Regions from separate parts of the Homo sapiens genome. Here region 2 is linked to region 1. Evidence: chromatin loops called from intact Hi-C (ENCODE). Cell type or tissue: mammary epithelial cell. All regions are shown on one strand. Links, peaks and the distances in the headings refer to the core of each region. The heading gives the core; the rest is flanking DNA.

The links. A loop is a pair of places that touch in the nucleus more often than their neighbours do. Peaks named below come from ENCODE experiments on the same cell type or tissue, not always from the same donor. Only the 100,000 strongest peaks of a DNase experiment are listed, where the experiment ranks them.
Region 2: it touches region 1 in a loop (2.6-fold over the local background); 2 of 110 quality-filtered maps call a loop at or near these places.

The regions. Positions count from the first base shown.
Region 1 is chr11:77,613,840-77,626,495 of GRCh38, reverse strand. CLNS1A (chloride nucleotide-sensitive channel 1A) reads left to right here. Exons shown (of 7, transcript NM_001293.3): 3 at 678-779; 4 at 1,426-1,533; 5 at 3,823-3,996; 6 at 6,801-6,890; 7 at 9,801-11,966. The coding sequence ends at 6,868. Among named protein-coding and RNA genes, the nearest start is that of CLNS1A, 18 kb to the left of the region's middle. In mammary epithelial cell, for the core only: a CTCF peak has its summit at 6,695 (motif pointing right); no DNase peak of the experiment used is centred there.
Region 2 is chr11:77,369,943-77,382,598 of GRCh38, reverse strand. PAK1 (p21 (RAC1) activated kinase 1) reads left to right here. Exons shown (of 15, transcript NM_002576.5): 3 at 2,605-2,705; 4 at 3,211-3,358; 5 at 8,234-8,271. Among named protein-coding and RNA genes, the nearest start is that of GDPD4, 75 kb to the right of the region's middle. In mammary epithelial cell, for the core only: no CTCF peak of the experiment used is centred there; a DNase peak (open chromatin) is centred at 7,668; H3K27ac peaks cover 1,444 bases.

The DNA of each region.
Region 1 (12,656 bases), core at 2,582-10,581:
TGCTAATTTTTGTATTTTTAGTAGAGACGGGGTTTCACCATATTGGCCAGGCTGGACTCAAACTCCTGACCTCGTGATCCGCCCACCTCGGCCTCCCAAAGTGCTGGGATTACAGGCGTGAGCCACCGTGCCCAGCCACAATCCCAGCATTTTGAATGGCCAAGACAGGAGGATCACTTGAGCCCAGGAGTTTCAGACCAGCCTGGGCAACATCGTAAGACCCCATCTCAAAAAAACAAAAATTAGCAGGGTGTGGTGGCAAGTGCCTGTAGTCCCAGCTGCTTAGTAGGCTGAGGTGGGAGGATCGCTTGGGCCTGAGAGGGCAAGGGTGTCCAGTCTGGGCAACAAAACAAGTCCCAGTCTCAGAAAAAAAAGTTGACCCTTAGCTCATTGTTGATGAGATTAGATTACCTTAAAAATAACCTTAAAAATTCATTCCCGGTGAGGCGCGGAGGGAGCACTTTGGGAGGCCAAGGTGCGTGGATCTCGAGGTCAGGAGATCGAGGCAAGGCTTTTCTAGGATGCTCACTGTATAATCAGAATTTTTCAACCATAATTGGAAATAAATTTGTCAACCATAATTGGAAATTAAAATTGAATTGCAATATTCAGATTTTCAATATGCTTCATTTTTTTAAAGTCAAATAATGACATTAAAAGGGTATTTTATTTTCTAGAAGAATCAAAAGAACCTGTTGCTGATGAAGAAGAGGAAGACAGTGATGATGATGTTGAACCTATTACTGAATTTAGATTTGTGCCTAGTGATAAATCAGCGTGTGAGTGTTCTACAGTATTGATTCTTCCCCTTTTACATACCAAGCATTCCCAATTGACACACACACACATACACACACACACACACCTCTCACCTTTACCACCATTACCTCCATTCTATTGCTTTTTCTTTATTTTAGCATTGGTAATATCATTAAGGACCAAATACCTATTAATATCAAAGGTTGTGAATGTAGTGAGAATATTGTAGACACTCTGTCATCTGGGTATATTTTGTGAGTGGACTCTGGTTAGTTTTACTGATTGGTGCTGTTGACTTAATCTCACCTGCTGGATGGCAGAGGAGTTATGGCAGTTTTAAAGTGGAAGATCTCAGGATGGCTGGAAAGAGCCCTATCAGCTGAGAGCAGTCTTCACCCTTCACCCTGATGCCAGCAGTCTTACCAGGACTCTGACCCTTTTTTCTTGGAAAATCCCACGAGCCATGAAGAGATTGCAATGATCTCTCATAATGAACTCTTATTATTTTATGACTTGTCTTTTGCTTCAACCGCTTTCAAGATTGATCTTACAATTTGGCAGATTTTGTAAATACTGTGGCGTTTTGTGTACCCATTAAATTTATTTGCACTGATGGTTACTTTTATTACAAAAAAAGATTGGTTACAGTTTAATTTCCTTGTTCAGTGGAGGCAATGTTCACTGCAATGTGCGAATGCCAGGCCTTGCATCCAGATCCTGAGGATGAGGATTCAGATGACTACGATGGAGAAGAATATGATGTGGAAGCACATGGTTAGTGAAATGGATTTTAAAGTGGGTTTTTTGTTTGTTTAGTGTTTCATTTTAAGCATTTATTTGTATTAAGGGTAGAGGATTATAGTTCTTTATATGACTGTAAAGTATGCAGTATGGTAAAATTATTATTATTATTTTTGAGATGGAGTTTTCGCTTTTGTTGCCCAGGCTGGAGTGCAATGGCGTGGTCTCGGCTCACTGCAACCTCTGCCTCCTAGGTTCAAGCGATTCTCCTGCCTCAGCCTTCCAAGTAGCTGGGATTACAGGCATGCGCCACCACGCCAGGCTAATTTTGTATTTTTAGTAGAGATGGGGTTTCTCCATGTTGGTCAGGCTGGTCTTGAACTCCCGACCTCAGGTGATCCGCCTGCCTCGGCCTCCCAAAGTGCTGGGATTACAGGTGTGAGCCACTGTGCCTGGCTGGTAAGATTATTATTAAAATAGAATGACACGGTAGAACACTTTATGCCAAAGCCCTTTGCAACAGACAAATTTTTGAGTGTAAGAAATAGAGATTGTTATGGGGAAGAATGGGTAAGTAGAGCATATGGGAGGAAAGAAAATGGTAGATAGGGAAGTGGATGGTCAGGAAAGTCTTTTAAGCTGAGGCAGCTGCCCCCAGAGAACAAGCTTCTCTCTCTACACCTTGAGAACCTGGATCATTTATATTGTTTTATTATTACTATTATTATTTTGCAACAGGGTCTCACTCTGATGCCCAGGCTGGTGTGCAGTGGTGTGATTTCTGCTCACTGCAACCTCTGCCTGCTGGACTCAAATGATTCTCCCAGCTCAGCCTCTTGAGTACCTGGGACTACAGGCTTGCGCCACCATGCCTGGCTAATTTTTGTGTATTTTTTATAAAGACTGGGCTTTGCCATATTGCCCAAGCTGGTCTCCAACTCCTGGGCCCAAGCAATCCTCTGGCCTTGGCCTCCCAGAATGCTGGGTTACAGGCATGAGCCACCGGGCCTGGCCTGCATCTTTATTTAACATGTTCCTTCAAACAGCTCACTGCCAAGGTCATTTCTTTTTCTCAGAACCATACTTCATTTATTTAAGAGCCCTTTCCGATTGCCTCCCCCAGACCAGAATGCAGTCACTAGCGTGATAAGAGTCTTTATAGCTTGAAGTACCTGCTGTTCTCTTTTCTTTTCCCTACTGGTCTTATGTACACCAATCTGGGTATCCAAAGCCCTTTCCTTCATATGTACCCACTTCCTGGCCTGAGATAAACACATTTCTGGGATCCGCCATCACATACCTAAATATATCCAAATATATCCTTATCTTTCTGAGATTTTTGAGTGATTTAAAATTTTTCATCCTTTTTGTATGTTCCAGAATTTCTAATTTTTTTTTTTTTTTTAAACAGGGTCTAACTCTGTTGCCCAGGCTGGAATACAGTGGTACCATTCTCCACCCACTGCAGCCTTGAACTACTGGACCAAAGCTGTCCCACCCCAGTCTCCCGATTAGCTGAGACTACAGGTGCACACCACGTGCCCGGCTAATTAAAAAAAACATTTTTTTGGAGAGATGAAGTCTTACTATGTTGTCCAGGCTGATCTTGAACTCCTGGGCTCAAGCAGTCCTCCCAGCTCGGCCTCTCAAAGTGCTGGGATTACAAACGTCAGCCACTGCACCTGGCCCTGATTTTTTTTAAGAAAGGAGCATGTTTTTTAATCAGAAAACATCTTCATTTTACAAATTAATACCAAATTAATTTGTGCTCACTTGTAAAATTCCCACCTCAGGATAATGTAGGACTCTCTGACCTTAGGAACACACTTTTTTTTTCTAGTCCCTGGACTTGGGATTCTTTGGGAATTGCTGTTTACTGGCTTGTTATCTCTTTTAATAACCCTAGAGAGTAGGTACATCTTCTTTGTATTTCTGTCTTCAGCAGTAGCCTATATGTGTGTATAAATAAATGTTCAAAAGTATCTTCCTGGAAGCCTATTTGGACAGTATATTATCTTCAGCAGATTCTTTTTTTTTTTTTTTTTTCCAAGACAAGGTCTTGCTCGGTTGCCCAGGCTGGAGTACAATGGCGTGATCTCGGTTCACTGCAACCTCCACCTCTGTGGTTCAAGCGATTCTCCTGCCTCAGCCTCCTGAGTAGCTGGGACAACAGGCGCGTGCCACCACGCCTGGCTAATTTTTGTATTTTTAGTAGAGATAGGGTTTCACCATGTTGGCCAGGCTGGCGGCAGATATATTATTGATTCCATTTTGTTTTTTCTAATTGTTGTATTTAAACTTTAAAGTTTTCTGTTTGTTTAGAACAAGGACAGGGGGACATCCCTACATTTTACACCTATGAAGAAGGATTATCCCATCTAACAGCAGAAGGCCAAGCCACACTGGAGAGATTAGAAGGAATGCTTTCTCAGTCTGTGAGCAGCCAGTATAATATGGCTGGGGTCAGGACAGAAGATTCAATAAGAGATTATGAAGGTGAGTGTCCTTTTGCAGTGTGAACAGTCAGATGAGCACTTGGGCAATAAGTTATGGATAGTCAATAGAAGTTCTTTTAATAACTAAGAGAAAGAATTGACTCTCTATAGTATAGGAAGCAGATACAGAATTACATAGTATAGGAATGCTTATGTCATTTGTTTTTAGTGATTTTTTTTCCTCATTACCAAAAAAGTCTTTGTTCATAGTCAAAAAAATTTTTTTAATGTGCGCAAGAAAGTAGAAGTGAAAAAGAAACAAGTGTAATTCTAACTGAGAGATATCCACTATTAATTTACTGTTGCATCTGTGTATTAGTTTGCTAGGGCTATTATAACAAAGTGTCATACAGGCTGGGTGGCTCAAACAATAGAATTTTATTGTCTCATAGTTTTGGAGGCTAGAAGTCCACGATAGGTTATCTCTGAGGGCTGTCAATTCAGGCATCTCTTCAGGTATACACACACCCACCAAAGCAAGAGAGAGATTTTAAGAAATTGGCCCACGTGACTGAAGGCTGGCAAGTCCAAAATCTGCATGGTAAGCCGGCAGACTGGAGACCCAGAGAAGAGTTTATGTTGCATTCTGCTGCCTCAGAAGTTCTGCTGGCAGAATTTCTTCTTGCTCAGGGGAGGTGAGTCTTTTTCCTATTGAGGCCTCCAGCTGATTAAATGAGACCCACCACACTATGCAGGGTAATCTCCTTCACCCAATTTTCACCAGTTTACAAGGCTAATCTCATCTAAAAAATAACCTCCACAGAAACATCTAGAATAATGTTTGACCAACTATCTGGACACCATTGCCTAGCCAAGTTGATGCATAAATTTAACTATCACACCCTTCTTTTTTTCTTAAGATGGAGTTTCGCTCTTGTTGCCGAGGCTGGAGTGCAATGGCACGATCTTGGCTCACTACAACCTCCGCCTCCTGGGTTCAAGCGATTCTCCTGCCTCAGCCTCCTGAATAGCTGGGGTACTGGCGCCTGCCACCGCTCCCAGCTAATTTTTGTATTTTTAGTAGAGACAAGGTTCCACCATGTTGGCTTAAAGTATGCACAGGCAAAGAAGAGGTAGAAAAAAATAAATATAATTCTGAGATGCATTTACTATTAATTTTCTGTTGCATATCCTTTCAGTCTTGTGTCCTTTTGTGTGTGTATATACACTGATTGTGTGTGTGTGTGTGTGTGTGTGTGTGTGTGTTTGAGACAGAGTCTTGCTCTGTCGTCCAGGCCGGAGTACAATAACGTGACCTCGGCTTACTGCAACCTCTGCCTCCCAGGTTCAAGTGATTCTCCCACCTCAGCCTCCTGAGTAGCAGGGATTACCCACTACTATCGTGCCCAGCTAATTTTTGTATTTTTGTAGAGACGGGGTTTCACCATGTTGGCCAGGCTGGTCTCGAACTCCTGACCTCAGGTGATCCGCCCGCCTCAGCCTCCCAAAGTATTGGGATTACAGGCGTGAGCCACTGCACCCGGCCATGATTCTGTCTTATTTATTTATTTATTTATTTAAGACGGAGTCTCACTCTGTTGCCCAGGCTGGAGTGCAGTGGCATGATCTTGGCTTACTTCAACCTCCACCTCCTGGGTTTAAGAGATTCTTCTGCCTCAGCCTCCTGAGTAGTTGGGATTACAGGCATGTGCCACCATGCCTGGCTAATTTTTGTATTTTTAGTAGAGGCGGGGTTTCACCATGTTGGCCAGGCTGGTCTCTAACTCCTGACCTCAGGTGATCTGCCTGCCTTGGCCTCCACCTTCCTGGTTCAAGCCATTCTCCTGCCTCAGCCTCCCGAGTAGCTGGGATTATAAGCGCCTGCCACCATGCCCGGGTAATTTTTTTGTATTTTTGTTAGAGATTTCGCCATGGGGTTTTGCCATGTTGGCCAGGCTGGTCTCAAACTCCTGACCTCAGGTGATCCACCCACCTTGGCCTCCCAAAGTGCTGGGATTACAGGCGTGAGCCACTGTGCCTGGCCAAGACAACTCTTTCCGTGGGGCTTGTATTAGTCTGTTTTCACACTGCTGATAAAGACATACTCAAGACTGGGCAATTAGCAAAAGAAAGAGGTTTCATTGGACTTACAGTTCCATATGGCTGGGGAAACCTCACAATCGTGGTGGAAGACGAGGAGCAAATCACATCTTACATGGAAGGCAGCAAGCAAAAAGAGCTTTTGCAGGAAAACTCCCCCTTATATAACCATCAGATCTAGTGAAACTTACTCATTATTATGAGAACAGCACGGGAAAGACCTGCCCCCATAATTCAGTTACCTCCCACCAGATCCCTCCCACAACACGTGGGAATTCAAGATGAAATTTGGGTAGGGACACAGCCAAACCATATCAGGGCTCTTGTTTTTTTTCTCTTGTTCCCTCCCCACCTTTTATTTAATGAGATGACAAAAACAGGGAAATAAGCAAAAAGCTTGCTGTACTGATTTTTGTCTTTTCACTTTGTGAGGATAGGGCTGTATACCTTAAAAAGCCTAACAGTAAATACTTAGATCTGTAAAGGGTGAACAATTGATACTGCATTTGAAAGTTCCTACATAGAGTTATTTTAGTATTGAGGGTGAGAATTTACACAGTTAGTGTCGCAGACTGATTTTGATGTGGCCTAAATCCCCAGGTAGCATTTTCTTTCTCAGTTTGTCCCTTCAGACTTTTCCAAAAAGAGGAAAAAGCAATTCTTACCAGCAGAGGGCACTAGCTTCCTTCTGGTAGAAGTTATAAGTTGAATCTACCTGTCTGAAGTGTTCATAGGGATTGCTCAGTAATTAATTTTTTTGTTTAGATGGGATGGAGGTGGATACCACACCAACAGTTGCTGGACAGTTTGAGGATGCAGATGTTGATCACTGAAAATGATTTATGCAAGTTTAAGGTGAGTAGTTCATTTTCTCCCTTGTCGCTGATCATGAAAATCATATGAAATGATTACTTTCTACTTTTTAAAATTCTTTCTTGAGACAGGGTCTTACTCTGTCACCCAGGCTAGAGTGCAGTGGCATGATCCTAGCTCACTACAGCCTTGAACTCAAGCAATCCACCTGCCTCACCCTCCCAAATAGCTGGGACTATAGGCACATGCTTACCACACCCAGCTTATTTTAAAATTTTACGTAGAGACAAGGTCTCACATGTTGCCCAGGCTGGTCTCTAACTCCTGGCCTCAAATGATTCTCCCTCCTCGGCATCCGAAAGTACTGGGATTACAGCTGTGAGCCACTGTATCTGGCCTATTTCTTTTTCCTTCTTTAAAAAAATTTTTCTTCTTTTAAACCTCAGATTGTTCCTGACAATTTATTTGCTACTCCATTATTCTGAGAAATATATTGTCCTTTGCCAGCCTAAGTATTTCAACTATATGTTAGATAATAACTGAAGGTCATGTTCATATCATACAGAGCTAGAACCAGTAATTGTAGTAGTCCTTTATAAGCTGTTGTTAAATTGTTGTCCCTGTCTCCCCACTACAACTTCCTCCTACCTTATAGCATTGTTTTCTTGAATACTGGCTATCCTCCAGTCTTTGAGATGCTCTCGCTAGCCTCCTTTTATTTTACTAAAGCATATAGTAATAGCATGGTAAGATTTATATGTTTTGACTTGACTCTGCTACCACTGTCAGTCATCCAGTTAAGTTATAAGATCCTTTGTTATTCCCTGCAATGATAAATATTTCAGAATTCCTTCTCTTTTCTTCTGATACAGATTTTAGTTCTGAACCTAGTTCTGTAATCATTGGCTTTTCTCCAGTTACAAGTTTTAATTCCTTTACCCCTGTTCTATTTCATTTCAGAAACCAGCCTTTTAAAGTTCCAGTTAGCTTCCAAGTTACTGCTATTGTGAAAACTGTATAACATTGCTTCTTATACTGACCATGAATTGTGATACTGGACCTGTGCTTTCTTCTCACATCCTGCCAGTGGAACTATCAGAAAATAACCTCTTAGAGTTCTATGATTTATATTTTCCCTTAAATACTTAATTTTAATTTCCACATTTACTTTTGTCAGTGGTAGCCATACAGTTTAAAATTAGCAATGTCTTCTCTGTTAAAATCATGTGTTCACATCACTGGAGCTCTGTTAACTTTGATTTTTAGCTCTCACAGTTCCAATTGTCAGTAACTTCACTGTTCTACTTCATGGGAAATCCTTTGATATCAACTTCAGTATTCTTTCCTTATTTCTCATCACATTATAGCATATTAATTTTTTCAGTTCAGTGATACTTGTTTTAGTAACTGTTTTATTGCAATTAGAAAACAGATTTTTGGGTCTTTGGGCTTTCACATATTTCTTTTGAAGAATAGACTATACAGAGAACATCAGCCACTCTATTATTAATCAGAATCATGAGAAACTCATTTGGTATGTCACTAACAGTTAAACAAATGGGATGTTACTGCAGTCCTTGGCAAGAATTCTTAGGATTCTTTTTAATGGTGAAATAGCCACAAACTTTTTAATGAGCTTTGTTTTCTGTTAATTTTATCCTAGAGCTCAGAGGCAGAGAATTATTTTATTCATAACGGTTTTTTTTCTTTTCTTTTTTTTTTTTCTTTTTGAGATGGAATCTCGCTCTGTCGCCCAAGCTGGAGTGCAGTGGTGTGATCTTGGCTCACTGCAACCTCTGTCTCCTGGGTTCAAGCGATTCTCCTGCTTCAGTCTCCCAAGTAGCTGGAACTACAGACGCGCGCCACCACGCCTGGCTAATTTTTGTATTTTTAGTAGAGAGAGGGTTTCACCATGTTGGCCAGGATGGTCTTGATCTTTTGACCTCGTGATCCGCCTGCCTCGGCCTCTCAAAGTGCTGGGATTACAGGCATGAGCCACTGCACCCTGTTTATAATGTATAAACATTATGTATAATGTTTATACATATTCTTCATCTGGATAATTGATCTGAATTCCGAACAATGTCTGTACATTTTTTTTTTTTTGACACGGGAGTCTCGCTCTGTTGCCTAGGCTGGTGTGCAGTGGCGCAACTTGGTTCATTGCAACCTCTGCCTCCCGGGTTCAAGCAATTCTCCTGCCTCAGCCTCCTGAATAGCTGGGATTACAGGTGCCCACCACCACACCCGGCTAATTTTTTTTTTTTTTTTTTTTTTTTTGAGATGGAGTTTCGCTCTTGTTGCCCAGGCTGGAGTGCAATGGTGCAATCGGCTCACCGAATCCTCCGCCCCCCCGGGTTCAAGTGATTCTCCTGCCTCATCCTCCCGAGTAGCTGGGATTACAGGCATGTGCCACCACGCCTGGCTAATTTTGTAATTTTAGTAGAGACAGTGTTTCTCCATGTTTGGTAAGGCTGGTCTTGAACTTCTGACCTCAGGTTATCCGCCTGCCTTGGCCTCCCAAAGTGCTGGGATTACAGGTGTGAGCCACCACACCTGGCTGTGTAAATTTTTAATCATTTAAAATTGTACATGCTTTAAAAGAATGAATAAGGAATAAATAATTAAGAGTAGTTTATGCAACTGTTAATAATTTCAGGATAATGGAACTAGGACTTCTCAGTGCATGAGGTGGGGTGGAGACGGCACGTTAATCGTGGAATCACAACTCTGCCACATACTTGTGTACACCTTTGGACAAGGCATATAACTTATTTAATCCTCACTTCCCCCATCTGTAAAATGGGGAGGATAATACCTACCTTGCAGGGTTGTTGCAGAGGCTAAGATAAAATGTACCTAAGTCCTCTGGCACTCGTGACTAGGCATTCAATAAGTAGTAGCTATTATTATTATCACTACTGTAAACACTGTAAACCTTTTGTTTTTCAGATTCTGCTCCTAAGTGTAGGAGAGAACTTGGTGCCTCTTCCACTCTGGAGTGAAGTTAATGAAAGTCTTTTTCCTTTTCCAAAACCCAACCTGAACCAGTTCTTTCTTGAGACAGACTATACTGAGACAACAAGTTGTCACCAGCAGAAGATAGATAATATGACCTTTATTAACTTGATGAATTAACTTAACCAAGAGGGTATTTGTAGTTTACTATTTACCCTAAAACTTTCTGTGTCTGGGTACCCTCTGAGTAGGCCTATAATTCCTACCTTGACTGTGTGCATCATTTGTAAGCTAGCAGATCTATGTGGTGAAAATGCACAGGAGCTTGGTAGACTGCGGGGGAAAGAGAGAGCTCCTTTCGCCATGTTTTACCAGTCTGCTGTTATAACCTCTTAGGTTGTATCCTTTAATTTCCAGCCTTTTAGGTTAGTTTCTGTAACAGAACAAGTGAGTCTGGGATGAAGTCCTCAAAGTACTTCAAATGGTAATTGTTTTGTTTTTGTAATAGCTTAACAAATAAACCTAGGTTTTCTATATTACTTTGCTCTCATTCTTGACTAAAACCATTAATGAGAAATGTTTTTTAAAAAATAATGCTGGCAAATATGAGAATTTTGTTGGCTTTATTTTTGTTTACTTGTTGAGAAGATGAACATGAAATTAATAAGAAAATATAGTTATAGCTTCTGGCAAGTATTTAGTAAGGCAAAGATTTAACACATTTCAGGGGATTTCTGCCACTTCCTTTTAGATCAGCAGTAATTTCTTATATTTATCAACTCTCAATTTTTAGTTTTCATAGATACCTGGGTATTATAAGGCTGATTTGTAATTACTGATTTATACTTGGACTTTTGAAATCATTATGTGTCCTTAAAAATAAGGTTATACAAGCTAACCTTCTTAACAGGATCACATGGCTAATTAGTGACTAAACTGATGTTTGGTACCACTCAGCCCAGTGTTCATTTCAGCACTGTCACTTGGTTTCCCTTATCTTGCAAGGTAGACTGAAAAAAAACGAATTTTCCTTTTTCTAACCAGACTCTCAGAATTTCTGAGTCTGTTAACAATAGGCAAGTAAAACAGCCACTTGAAATGGAAACTAAAATTTACTGAGACCTCTGTACTAGCCACTGTCCTGAGTTCTTTATTATGTATTATAATATTCTTAATTATCTTATGAGATACGCTTTTATCCCACTTTATAGTTGAGGAAACTGAGTTATAGAGAGAGGTAAAATAACTTGCTTAAGGTCATGTAGATAGTGAATTGTGATTTTTGAGCCTGTGCTTTAAAACATCATACAGCCTTACCACCTACCAGCAGCAGAAAGCATGCACACTCTCCCCACTGCTGCAGGGTTTCAGTGTTAACATTTCAATGGCCAGTACAAGAGCTTCCCCAGTTTCTCTGCTACCCATCTGAGCAACACCCATAATTCTATCCTAGAAGTTTGTCCATTCTTCAGTAATCAGTCAGGACATTCTCACAGGCTAATATTAGAAATTCCATTTGAGTTCCTTTTAAAAGGAACAAATTTATAATTGTGACTTTCCATGAACATAAATTGCTCTGATAGCAAAATGTCGAGAAGATTCAGAGTGTACTTGGTTTCTTGTTGGTGTTGCTGTGGTCAATGCAATATGCAAAAAGGCAGGAGACCAAAGCATGTGGGCACCTCTCTGGGCTTATTTCCTCATTAGACTAAGTGACTTTCAAAGATTGAGCTGTAACATTCACTAGATAGTTAGAACCGTAGCATTGAGAAAATAGAAGCTGAGAAAAAAGAGCAGGTCAGGCTTTTAAAAGATAAAATTTATAATGATCAGCCAGACAATATTTATTGATTTCATTTGAGCCTAATTTTAGGGTTGCTGGAATTGTTTTCTTTGTGTGTTCCTGATGTAGAGACACTTTAAAGGTACATAGACATTTCCCCTCCAAAATGTAAGTCATCTAAATGTTCCTAAAAGCTAGGGTTAATGGTTCTCTGTTCTAGGTTCTTCATTTAAAAAATGTATTCATTAAGATATGGTCCCAGCCGGACGTGGTGGCTCACACCTGTAATCCCAGCACTTTGGGAGGCTCAGGTGGGCAGATCACTTGAGGTCAGGAGTTTGAGACCAGCCTGGCCAATACGGTGAAAACCCATCTCTACTGAAAATACAAAAATTAGCCAGCCATGGTGGTGGGCACCTGTAATCCCAGCTACTCAGGAGGCTGAGGCACAAGAATCACTTGAACCCAGGAGGCAGAGGTTGCAGTGAGCTGAGGCCATAAGCTTGTTTAAATCTTTATAGGGGCTGGGCACGGTGGCTCATGCCTATAATCTCAGCACTTTGGGAGGCTGAGGTGGGTCGATCACCTGAGGTCAGGAGTTCCAGACTAGCCTGGCCAACATGGTCAAACCCTGTCTCTACAAAAATACAAAAAATTAGCTGGGCGTGGTGGTGGGGCACCTCTAATCCCAGCTACTTGGGAGGCTGAGGCAGGAGACTCCCTTGAACCTAGGAGGCAGATGTTGCAGTGAGCTGAGGTCACACCGTTGCATTCCAGCCTGGGCAACAAGAGCAAAACTCCATCTCAAAAATCAAAAAAGGTTATGTGGTTATGTATTTTTGAGGTTCTGTTAGGAGCTTCCTCAATATTGGTAAAGGTGAGAGATTATGTGCAGATGATCATAATATACAGGTTGAGTATTCCTAATCTGAAATCTGAAATTCCCCAAAATCTGAAACTTTTTTGAGTGCTAACATGATGCTCAAAGGAACTGCTCATTGGGGCATTTTGGATTTCAGACTTTTGGATTAGGGATGCTTAACCAGTATAATGCGAATTATTCCAAA
Region 2 (12,656 bases), core at 2,932-10,931, 240 kb after region 1:
TTTGGATTTTTAAACTAGCAAGGAATTATATAAGATAGGAAATGACTAGATGCTTGGTGGTGTAGCAGACTCAGTGTCTTGGGAATTAACAGGAAGAAGAAAGGTCAGGAAATCCTTCCTGGAAAAAGTGGGACCTGAGCCAGTCTTTAAAAGATTGCTGAGATAGGGAGAAGGAGAAGAGAGCATTCCAAACAAGGAGAAGAAAAAGCAAGCAAAAAGTTGGAGGTGGGAATATGTGAGGTATATTCAAAGGTTGCAGGGTAAAGAGTGCTCAGTAGAAGCAGAGCTGACTTTAGCATTACCCTGTGTGTTCATGTATTAAATGATTTCATTTCTCTGGAACTCTTTTCTGTAAACCACTCATGCTTTGAGCTAACTTTCTTTTTGGGTCTCCTTTACCAAAGTTTCTTATGCATTTGACAGTTCATGCCTGTGATGTATTATATAGTATATCAATTATATATAATAGAAATAATGTATAAACATGCATAGATATAGAAAATAAAAATTGAAATAAAACACAAATATAATTGTACTTCCCTAAGTGACTAGATCAGAGGGAATTTAGAAACAGAAAGTAGTTCCAAAGCCCTGCCACATGTTCCAGTGCATTCTGGCTATGAGAAAGACAGATGGACTTACGTCATAAAGGACTGCTTGACTTGGGGCCCTGGTATACCCCTTAGCCTTCTCTTTCTCAAAGCAGCTGCTTCTGAGAGGGAAATTGCCAAGTGCATAAATAGCTTAAACCCTAGCACTTGGCATGTAGGCAAATGGTTCTCATTAAGATACTGAAGAATGAACGTTTGGAATCAGACCTGGGTTCAAATCCCAGCTCTCAGTAGCTGTATGAGTAAATTACTCAGTTTCCTCATCTGTAAAATGACAGTAGTAGTATTTATCTCATAGGATTGTAAGAATGACGGTAGTAATATCTATCTTGTAGGATTGTAAGAATGAAGAAAAATACTATATTGACATCATGGTTTGTATACATGGCAAGTTCTTAATGTCATTTCTTCTTACTACACTGAAGTATGTTTTCTTGATTCAACTTGAAATTTTTTAGGGGAGGTAAAATAGAATGTGAAGAGCCTTGGCTTTGATGCCAGACTTTTTGGATTTTAATTACTTAATGATTGTAGGCAAGTCTGCTCCCAAATTTTCTAATCTACAAGTAAAACTTACCTCAGGATTGTGGTGATTGTATTAGATGATATGTATGAAATACCTATTTAAAACTGTGGGATGCCATCTCAGGAAGGAATCTTAACTGCAGAGCTTTGAGAAAGCATAGTTTCTTGTTTTCATAGATTCACAGAATGTAGGTGCTTGAGGGACCCTTAAGATCATCTAGCTCATCCTCTCCCTTGTTTAGATGAGAAAGCAGAGATCCTGGTCTCTCTTTCTCTCTCTCTCTCTACACACACACACACACACACACACACACACACACACACTCTGTGGTGAGGTAGAGGTGAAACTGGCTTGAACTCTAGACCTTTTTGTTTTTTCCTTCTCATTTTGCTACCTTTTATCAGGGTTTTGCTGGGTCTGTGGAGGTGTTAGAACTTCAGAATTTCTTTTGGTTAGTGTGTTGAGCTCCCAGACAGCAGGGTTTTAAAATAAGGTTCACAGGTGCTGGGTAACAAGTGTTGTGAAAGTCAGGCCAGAGCTGCTGAAATGAACATTTATTCCTGCCCTGGAGAGAATTTTTGTGTCTTAGGCAGATTCTTTAAACTCCTTGCCCAGTTGAGTTAAATGTCTGGTCATTTTTTCCTTTCTTCACTTACTGTCTGAGCACCTACTTTGTCCAGGTGTGTGCTAGCCTCTGGGAAGCTGTGATTAATTTGACATGGCCTCTGCACTTAGAATTCAGTCTGGTATGGAAGATAAACACTTATAATAGTCAATTACTATTACATATATTGGGTGCTGTGGGAACAGAGAGGGTAAAGAACCACCCAGCCTAGAGATCAAGGAGGGCTTCACAAAAAAGATGACTTACTCTATATCAACTGGCTAGTTACTGGTAAAACCAGAACTGTTAACTCTGACAGACGATCTTTTTGCCTCTCCCTTTATTTTATTGTTTTTTGTTTTTTTGAGACAGGGCCTCACTCTGTCACCCAGGCTGGAATGCAGTGGCGTGATCTCAGCTCACTGCAACCTCTACATCCTGGGCTCAAATGATCCTCTTGCCTCAGCTTCACAAGTAGCTGGCATTACAGGCATGCACCACCATGTCTAGCTAATTTTTGTATTTTTGCAGAGACAGGGTTTTGCCATGTTGCCTAGGCTGGTCTTGAACTCCTGGACTCAAGCAATCTGCCTGCCTTGGCCTCCCAAAGTGCTGGGATTACAGGCATGAACCACCGTGCCCGGCCACCTCCCGTACTTTAGTTCAACAAGAAATTAAGTCTTTAAACATGCATTGAGTATCTGCTCCAATCCAGATCCGTAACTGAGCTCTTCTACATATGTGAAATATTAATAGATAGACTTTGCCCTCTCAAGGAGACTACAGCTCAATAAAGAGCTAAAATAAGCCTAAAAACAATAATGTTCCTGTTTTTTATTTCCTTTTGCCTGTTTCTCTTGCAGCAAATAAAAAGAAAGAGAAAGAGCGGCCAGAGATTTCTCTCCCTTCAGATTTTGAACACACAATTCATGTCGGTTTTGATGCTGTCACAGGGGAGTTTACGGTAAGTCCTGGGTCACAGAAAGGTCTTTAGTCTTTTAGAGTTCTGGCTGTGCACTGTTAGATTCAACCCTTTCTCATCTTCCTGATGCTTCTATCTTTGCCTGAGACCCTGATTACAATTTTCTCACGTTCATGAGTGGGACACTTTCATCGCCAAAATTGTATCCAGAGAAGCCTTTCCATCTCCGTTCCTTAAATAATAAACCTCTGTTAAATGGTAGGCTTGGTAGCAGGCTCTGTGTGGGGCACTGATCATGCAGGAACAACATCCTATCCTACCATCCTGGAGGTATAGCCTGGTGAAGGAGCAGACATCTTAAGAAATGACTAATTCAATGAGAAAGATATTATAAAAGAGGCTTGTGTAAACTCTGAGAGTATAGAGAGAAAGGAATGACTAATAAATGCATCTTTTGCTGCTAGCAAGTGTCAAAGTTAGCTCTGATGTTCTTTCAGGCTCCCCTGTGACTGTGCCTTCCTGTTAGTCTTGCATGTCTCTCTTACAGGGAATGCCAGAGCAGTGGGCCCGCTTGCTTCAGACATCAAATATCACTAAGTCGGAGCAGAAGAAAAACCCGCAGGCTGTTCTGGATGTGTTGGAGTTTTACAACTCGAAGAAGACATCCAACAGCCAGAAATACATGAGCTTTACAGGTATGAGAACTGCGTCCAGGGCAGTCTCAGCAAGAGATGGTTTTAATCTGGGTGGGAAAGCTCACATGCCTATTAGTCTGGGATGAGAGAAGAAAGTAGTGGAAAGAGTGGAAGTGGCACTTTAACGTGGAATTTTGGAATTTGACAGCCAAGATGATGGACTTTGCATCAAACTTGAGTCTTCACTCTGTCACTGCACACGTTTTTTTAAAAATAGCATGGTATTATATAGAGAGAACACAGGTTTTATGCTAGAAGGTCTAGATTCTGACCTTTACTAGGTTCTACCAGTCACTTCATTTCTTTGCATCTCAAAATGGGAATTCCTATCTCAAGAGGCTGTAGTGAGAAATGGTTGGGCGCAGTGCCTCACGCCTGTAATCCCAACACTTTGGGAGGCCAAGGCAAGAGGATCGCTTGAGGTCAGGAGTTCGAGACCAGTCTGGGCAACGTGGCAAAACCCTGTCTCTACAAAAAATACAAAAATTAGCCGGGTGTGGTGGTGCATCCCTGTGGTCCCAGCTACTTGGGAAGCTGAGGAGAAGGGATCACTTGAGCCTGGGAGGTGGAGTTGCAGTGAGCAAGGATCACACCACTACACTCCAGCCTGGGCAACAGAGTGAGACCCTGTCTCAAAAAAAAGAGGTTATAGTGAGAAATAAGTGAGCTGATTGATGTGAGAGTTCTTTATAAGTTGTAAAACATCACCATAGAAATGTAGCTATCATTGTCATCATTATTGTTAATATTATTATTAGTTATTTAATAACATTAATGTATGTCTTCCTCAGGGAACTAATTTTTATTAGTTAAATGAAAAACAGGCCAATAAAGAATAAGTTTCTTTAGATGTACCCTCGGTAGAAGGGACTATATTTTTCAGAGTGTTTTTAATAGCAGAATTGGGATTAGAACCCAGGTCTCCTAATTCCTGTAACATCACCTTTTGAATTTACTACTTGCCCCTAATAATGTTATTTGGAGGCTCTCCTTCCACAGCGGACCAGCTTTCCATTGTTTTGCAGGTGTGAGAACCAAAGAAGGCCTTTCTAATATGCTAAATTAATAGTGGGCTAATCTTTTAATTTCTAGGCTCTTTACTCATGTTGCCTCCTTCAAATGGCAGTATTGTTGGGAAGGTGAGAACCAGGATGAACTAGTGAATTTTGAAGGATGCTTTCCCCAGCCAGTATCTGGCTTGTTTCAAGGGCACAGATGGTGGAGATGACAGGCTGCAGCTTCACTCATGCTGCTATGGTGGTGCCCAGGAGAGGGCCATGCATGTGCCCAGCAGTATTTCCTTCCTCTCGTCTGGCCCCGCTGAGTCTGTCTCACTTACTCCATTGAGGGACTGAGTCATTTCAAGGAGGAATTGGGCTGGAGGGCTACTGAGTGGGAAAGTTTTCTAGTCAGGAAATTAGAGTTTGTGTTTAAGGAACTTGTCATGGAAACATCAGGTTAGAGGCTGTCTTTGAAAACCTCAGTGGCCAAGTCTTTGCAAGGATCTTTCCTGCATGTATGTATGTAAATATGTGCTAGTGGCATGTAAATGTGTATGTAAACAGAGACATAGCCCTGTGGGTTTGCATATATTTGGAATTAAAGCCTACTTAAGTATTCATGAACAAAGATAAAGTCCACTCAGGTATTCATGAACGAACATATGTATAAATATAAACATTCAGGTAATTATGTGTATGTTCATTCATGCATGCACATATGAATAATATTGAGTGTATATGTACAGATACGTGTGTACATCTACTTTTGTATGTATAAATTTGTGCACATGTATATATATGTATGCAAGAATTTTAATTTTCTATAAGTTGAAGACTAGGGCCAACTCTAGGCAAAATTGCATATTTGGTATAGGTTTTTTTAAGTGTCATATCTCTCCTTTCCCTATTTACCATCCTCTTATACTATTAGTTATGATAATACTACCTCATTTGTATATGCTCACATGTGAATTACCTCATGTGATTCTTTTGCTGGAGTCCTGTGGTGTGATCTTGGCTCACTGCAGCCTGTGCCTCCTGGGCTCAGGTGATTCTCCTGCCTCAGCCTCCTGAGTAACTGGGACTGCAGGCATGCACCACCACCCCCAGCTAATTTTTGTGTTTTAATAGAGACAGTTCACCATGTTGGCCAGGCTGGTCTGGAACTCCTGACCTCAAGTGACCTGCTCACCTTGGCTTCCCACAGTTCTGGGATTACTGGTGTGAGCCACTGAGCCTGGCTCCCTCATGTGATTCTTATGATGGCCTTAGATTGGCAGGGCAAGGACTATTATGCTCATTTTATATACTCAAAGAAATTAATTAGGCTCAGAGAAGTTAAATGACATACCCCAAGTGACTCAGCTGATACATGATGGAAATGTATTTTAAGTTGGGCCTTTAACTCCTTTGCTGCCTATAACCGAAGCACAATCTTCCATGCTAATTTTTTTGTCAAGTATTTCTATTTTTTCAACACTTAATTTTTTTTTTTTTTTTTTTGAGATGGAGTCTCACTCTGTCACCCAGGCTGGAGTGCAGCAGCGCGATCTCGGCTCACTGCAACATCTGCCTCCTGGGTTCATGCAATTCTTCTGCCTCAGCCTCCCAGGTAGCTGGGACTACAGGTGCATGCCACTATGCCTGGCTAATTTTTGTATTTGTAGTAGAGATGGGGTTTCACCATATTGGCCAGGCTGGTCTTGACCTATTGACCTCATGATCCACCCACCTTGGCCTCCCAAAGTGCTGGGATTACAGGCGTGAGCCATGTGCCTGGCAACACTTAATTTTTTATACCTGTTAGTAGCTAATGTAATAGGGAAAAAGTAGACTAGATTGACAACTCAACTGGGTCTTAGCCCTATTTTGCCACTGACTTACGTGACCTTGAACCAATCTTTTTCCTTTTCTGCACCTCATTTTGCTCATCTGTAAAATGAAAGTGCTGGAAGCACTTTCTGTTCCATCATTCTGTGCTTTGGAATTTGATTTTGATATATAGAAGTTCATCACCTTTAAAGGGAGTGTTTACTTATTTTTATATGACATAACAAGTATGCCTATTACCAAAATACCCAATCTTCAAAAATACTAGCAGTACGTAAAGTTGGGGGTAGTGCAGTGAAGGCATAGTGTTGTACTCTGCCAAAGTTGATAGTCTATAGTCTTTTGGACAAGAAAAAACAAACGAATTATGTTTAAAGTATATCCTGAATTTATTTCTCCAGAATACTGCTAGCTATTCTGGATTTGTTATAAGAACAAGTTGTCAGAGCTTGCCTTATTTCCTGCTTTGTGGGTTCATGATTTGCTGTAGTGTCAAAGAAGCTGTATCTAGCACTTTTTTACATGATGGAATTGGAATTGTACATTCTCTGGGCTTGGTTCTTGGTGAGGAATATATTGGATTTGGTAGAATATTTCCCCTCCTTAATTCTATTAGTGGTGAATTGGCAGTCAGTTTTTCTTGGACCCAGGGGAATTAAAGAACAAAACTGAAGACATTACCTGGTCTTTAAACTTACTTTCTTCCTAAGATCTCCATTGGGTCTCTCTTTCAAATTTTATGAAGTCTAAGATACCACTGATTGTAAGATGTACAATTATTTGCATACCAATCAAAGAAAATAAAGCTGCCAATTAAACCATAACATGCTTTAGAAAGTAGGACACACCTCTGTTTCAGAGACGTTAATGTGAAAAAATGTACATCTCAGAATCAGTGAAACATGGTAATTGCTTCATTGAGGGAGCTTGATTCTATTCTTGGAAAACAAGACCCTACCTTTAATTAGACTTGACAGGATCAATACCTCTCTTTTCCTCAACCTTAGTCCTTTTGTCCTTGTGGGCAGTAGATATGGATATAGAAGGATCCTTTATGAAAGCTGAAACTGGAGACTGGCCATGTTTTGGCATGGATGACTCAGGATGGTGCTATGGATTCTTTCCTTTTCTTTTAGAATGCAGATTTTCTTGGCCATTTAAGCCTGACAGTGATATAGCTGATGATGTGGATACAGTTCTAGCGTAGTATTTAGAATGAGACCAGAATTCAAATCTAATTCCTCTCTTTAACCTGTGTGTACCCTGGGCAAATAACAGTCATGTGCCACAACAACAGACCGCATATACAATGGTGGTCTGATAATTAATATTATAAGGGAGTTGAAAAATTCTTATCACCTAGTGATTCCTGAAGTTTAAAATAAATTTAGCATAGCCTAAGTGTACACTGGTAATGTCCTACTTAGGCCTTCACATTTACTCATCACTCACTCACTGACTCACCCAGAGCAACTTCCAGTCCTGCAGGCTCTATTTATGGTAAGTGCTCATATAGGTGTATCCTTTTATTTACCTTGTAAACCATATTTTTTATTGTACCTTTTCTATGTTTAGATATACAAATACTTACCGTTGTGTTACAGTTGCCTGCAGTAACGTGCTGTACAGGTTTGTAGCCTAGAAAGCAATAGGCTATACAATATAGCCCAGGTATGTAGCAGGCTATACCGTCTAGGTTTGTGTAAGTACACTCTATGATGTTCACATAATGACCAAATTACCTGATGACACATTTCACAGAACATACCCCATTGCTAAGCCACACCCAACTGTACTTAACATCTCTGAACTTGTTTCCAAATCAATAAAAGTAGATATAATAATAGTACTCAGAGCCATAATGAGGATTAAAGAAGGTGATATGTATAATGCATTTAGCATGATATCTAGCCTGTAGTACCAGTCATACTATTACTATTCTCTGAATCTGGCACGTGCTTGACCAGATAGACTTCTTTTGCTGTCCAGAAAAATTTAACTGTAACTGTTATTGACTAAGTCCCTTGTTTTTCTTCCTGTGCAGATAAGTCAGCTGAGGATTACAATTCTTCTAATGCCTTGGTAAGTCTTTATTTACTCTATTTTGATGTGGGCAGATGTGGAGGTAAGGATCAAGACAGTGTGGTAGAGGCAGAGCCTGAGCTGGGAGGCACTCATATTAGTCACTCCTGCACCCTTGGCCTCAGAATTCCTATCTATCCAATAAAGAAATTAGATATAATAAATAGGGGGTATCCCTTTCAGCTTTAATGTCCTAGAAATTCTTTCTTTGTGATAATTTTTTTATTTTTAATTTTTATGGATTCATAATAGTCGTAAAATGTTCTAGAAATTCTAATTTTGGAACCAGAAGGTATGGCTTTAGACTCAGTTTTAATTTGTAGCTTTGAACCTTGGGAAAGTCAGTTTGCCTCTTTGAGCTTCAATTTCTTCATCAATAAAATGAGGATGATACACTGTGCCCTCACCTGGACATGTCTTCAGATACCTACACTTAGAAGAAAATTTCCTCTTTGGTCTATGGAGTCTGCAAAACCAAGATTAGTACTAATTGTTGAAGGGAGCAGATTTTATTCATTTAAAGTCATTCATTCTGTCCTCTGAAGTTGTAATGAATGCTTTGACACTCAAATGGATGTTATAGAAATCATGAAGAATTGGCTGGAGAGTAAACTAGATGATCTCTCTGTCTCTCTTAACTTACAAATTCTATTTCCCAGGGCACTTACAGGGATAAAATGTGATGTTGATGTATTTGAAAGGGTCCTATAAATAGTAAAATGTGATGCATATAAGAGAATACTGCTTTTTTTTTTTTTTTTTTTTAAAGAGACGAGGTTTTGCTCTGTTGCCCAGGCGGGAGTGCAATGGTGTGATCATAGCTCAGTGTAAACTCAAACTCCTGGGCTCAAATGATGCTCCTGCCCCAGCCCTCTGAATAGCTGGGACTACAGGTATAAGCCATCACACTCAGCTTATTGAGTGTGATGTCAAATTGTCAGACAGACAATTTTTTAAAAGTTTTGGTAGAGATGTGGTTCTCATTATGTGTTCTCAAACTCCTGGCTTCAAGTGATCCTCCTGCCTCGACCTCCCAAAGTGTTAGGATTACAGGTGTGAGCCACCACACCTGGTTGCTATTTATTTTTTACATCTGATGTTGTCTCTTGTACATAGGTGGTTATGCCATATTGATTTACTAAACATTTGCAAAAGCCCTAGTTTATCCTATGCCAAGTCCGGTGTGAATAAGTGACATTACAGAGATGGTCAGACATGTCCCAGTACCTAAGAACCTCCCAGTCTTGAGGTTGAAGACCTCAAGCAGCCAGTTCTTCATGATTCCTGTTTGTGCTTGAAGGCACAGACAGACAATTATAGTGCAGCATGCTAACCTTCATGAAGCCAGGGGCTGTCTCTGACTTGTTAATTGTTATATCCTTGGCATCTGGCAAGTCTTGGCATTTGGTAAACATTTACTGAATGAAAGGTTGGATGTGTCAGAGAAAGCTTCCTGATGGTAAAGTCTGAGCTGAATGAGTTAGTTATCTAGAGCAGGGATTAAGGGGAAATGCGGGTATTCCACACAGAAAGAGAATAGCATGTATGTGGGCAAGGAAGTTCATGAGGCATACTTGCACAGGGAACTGCGAAGTGGTTATGACTAGAATGTGAATAGTGAAGGAAGTAGAGGTGGGTGATGAGGAGGATTGGTAAGCAGGACAGATCATGTAGGAGTTTGACTTATCTTAAAGGTGATGAGACGCTTAAAGAACTTAAGCAGAAGAGTGGTTAAGTTCTAACACAATACCGAGTCACCATCAAAATACTTTGAACCATGCTTCCACCAGTGGGGACTGGTTTATTCGGAGTCATTTTTACACATATTGATTATAAAAAACAATATTCACACGTTCAGTGCCTTGCAACCTGTTGGATCCTTTCTTACTGACTCTCTGAATCCTCACAGGAGCTTACTGAGGTAAGTTATTATCCTTGTAGATGATAAAACTGAAATGGAAAAGAGTTAATGGCAATAGGCATCTGATTCCCAGCCTATACTGCTTTCCCCTGATTTGTGCTGCCTTTCATCAAATAGAAGAGATGTGATTAAAAGATGGGAAAGAATTTGCAAATATAGGATCTTTGAATAGTAAATTATTAAAGAAGAGGCTTTAAGCCGAATTGTGCTTTGTGGCTCAAATGTCTTTATGCTTTTGTAGGAAGAGTGATAGCTATCAATATTGAGTGCCTGCGATGCACGGTGTTAAAAACTTTATGTAAGCATGATTAGCCTCACAATTACTTATGTACAAAGTATTGTCATCTCCATTTCATAGGCAGAAAAACAGAGTTTCCTGAAGACTTATAATTAGAACCACATTACAACTGAGTCTTGTGAATCTCAGTTTAGGGTTCTTTTCACTGTGGCAAGGAACAAAAAAAGATGTCATTGAGGTCTTATAAAGGAGACTGCAGTAAAGCTGTAGCTATGTTGTTTGTTATTGAGGAGGAAGAGCCCTGGGGTTCATGCCATATGGCAGGGAGGATAACACCTGCTTGGTAAAAACTTGTACTGGTTTAGTATCTACAATTAAAACCACTAAGGCTGTCAAGGACATTGTTCTCCCCTAGTTCAGAACATTTGTCCAGCACTAGCTCAGTGCTCTATATATCCTTACTAGTTTTACATGGAGGATATGTTTTGTATTATGGTAGCATGTCATTATTTTCCATGTTGGTTTCAAACAGATGATTCCACTTGTGAAATAATCAAATATAATTGCTGCCTAAGAAATTAAGACTCAGAAAGATTAAGTGACTCACTCCCTACGTTTGAATGAGTTAGTAGTAGAAACCAGCACAAAATTCTGCTCTCCTGAGCATTCATGTATTCACTCATACCCTAAATATTGACTTAGTATCTTCTTTATGCCAAAATACAAGTGACACAAAAATGAACGTGCACTGTCTTAATCCTTGAGAAAAAAAATTAATGACAGACTGGGGAGATAAGGGCTGCAAGAGAGGCATGAATAATGTACAATAGGGTTATATTTGATGGAGTGATTTATTCTGCTCTGAAGTACAAGGAAGTTTGCAGAGTTCTTGGGCCTTAAAGCTTTGTTCGTTTAACAAACATAATCTTAAAGTCCCTTTTAGCTCTAAATTCTGTTATCTGTGGTTCACTGGTCTGAGATCTGACTCTAAGATTCCATGGCATTTTAATGCCTGATTCTCATTTATAAAATGAATAGTTACCACATGATAAGTTCTTTGGGTGCTGAGAAGTCAAGGACTAGTAAGATCTCTGCTCTTGGTCTCACAATTTTTGTGATGAATCAGAACATGTAAACAAGGATTTATAATATAGTGTTAAGTAAGCATCAGGTAATGATACCAGGCAGAGAAAAAGGCAGTGCTTTCCTGTCTGATGGACAGCATGAACAAAAGTTGGGTTAAGGATCCAGTATGTTAGGCCAGAGAGCTTGGACTTTGTGCTGGAGCTGAGGGACTATTTTAAGTAGAAGATTGATGTAGTTGGATATGTGATGTCTAAACTAACATCTTAGATTTCTTTGGAAATTGGATCAAGATAGTAAACTGAATTCATGTGCCCATCTCTCTTGCTATCTCAAATTTCTTAATTTCAGAAAAGATTTCTTAAAAACCAAATTAAAAGCAATGCTCTGAAACAAAAGCATGACATAAATCAACTGTTGTGAGGAATTCATGGAAGATAGAAAGCAGAAAAGGTCAGATTGATCAGAGCAGAAGAAGCCACAGCTTAAAGTATGTGTAAGAGAAGATGCCTAGGAAAATGAAAGTAGCTCCAGAGAAAATGGGCTGAAAGAATATATACAAGAAGCAGGAAAGAGTCATGGGTCATCTTCAAGGGTAAATTAATTTAATTCTACCTTTGAAACAGTAGGGGCAGCCTCCTCCTTACAGTGAACAAAAGGCAGCAGGTGCATTTGATTCTAAGCTAAAATCAGCTAATTTTCTGAAGAAAGTAAACTGCCTACTTGAGGAAAGCTCTTGCTGTGGGTATAGGGGCCTCAGAGAGAAACAGAGGAACCTGAGTTAACTGCAAAATTCTACCGCAGATATAAAGAAAAGGAAACAGGAGAAGTAGCTCTGCAGTGAAGGAAAATACATTAAAGTTTTCCATCCCAAGAGTAAATTTCTCATACTTTTGATACCTGGGAGGAGGGGAATCTCTACTTTTCCATGCCTACATACCCTAAAGTAACACTTGCCAATAACCATCTATCTATAACTCACAAACAGATCGTATCAGACCTCCCATTCAGAGTAGGACAGTGGAAAAACAGACTTACATAAGTTTCAGAAAAACTAATGCTAATTACATACACTAATCTATCCTTCACTTATAAATATGAATGAATAGCTAAGGATCTGCAGACATTTGAGAGAAACACAAC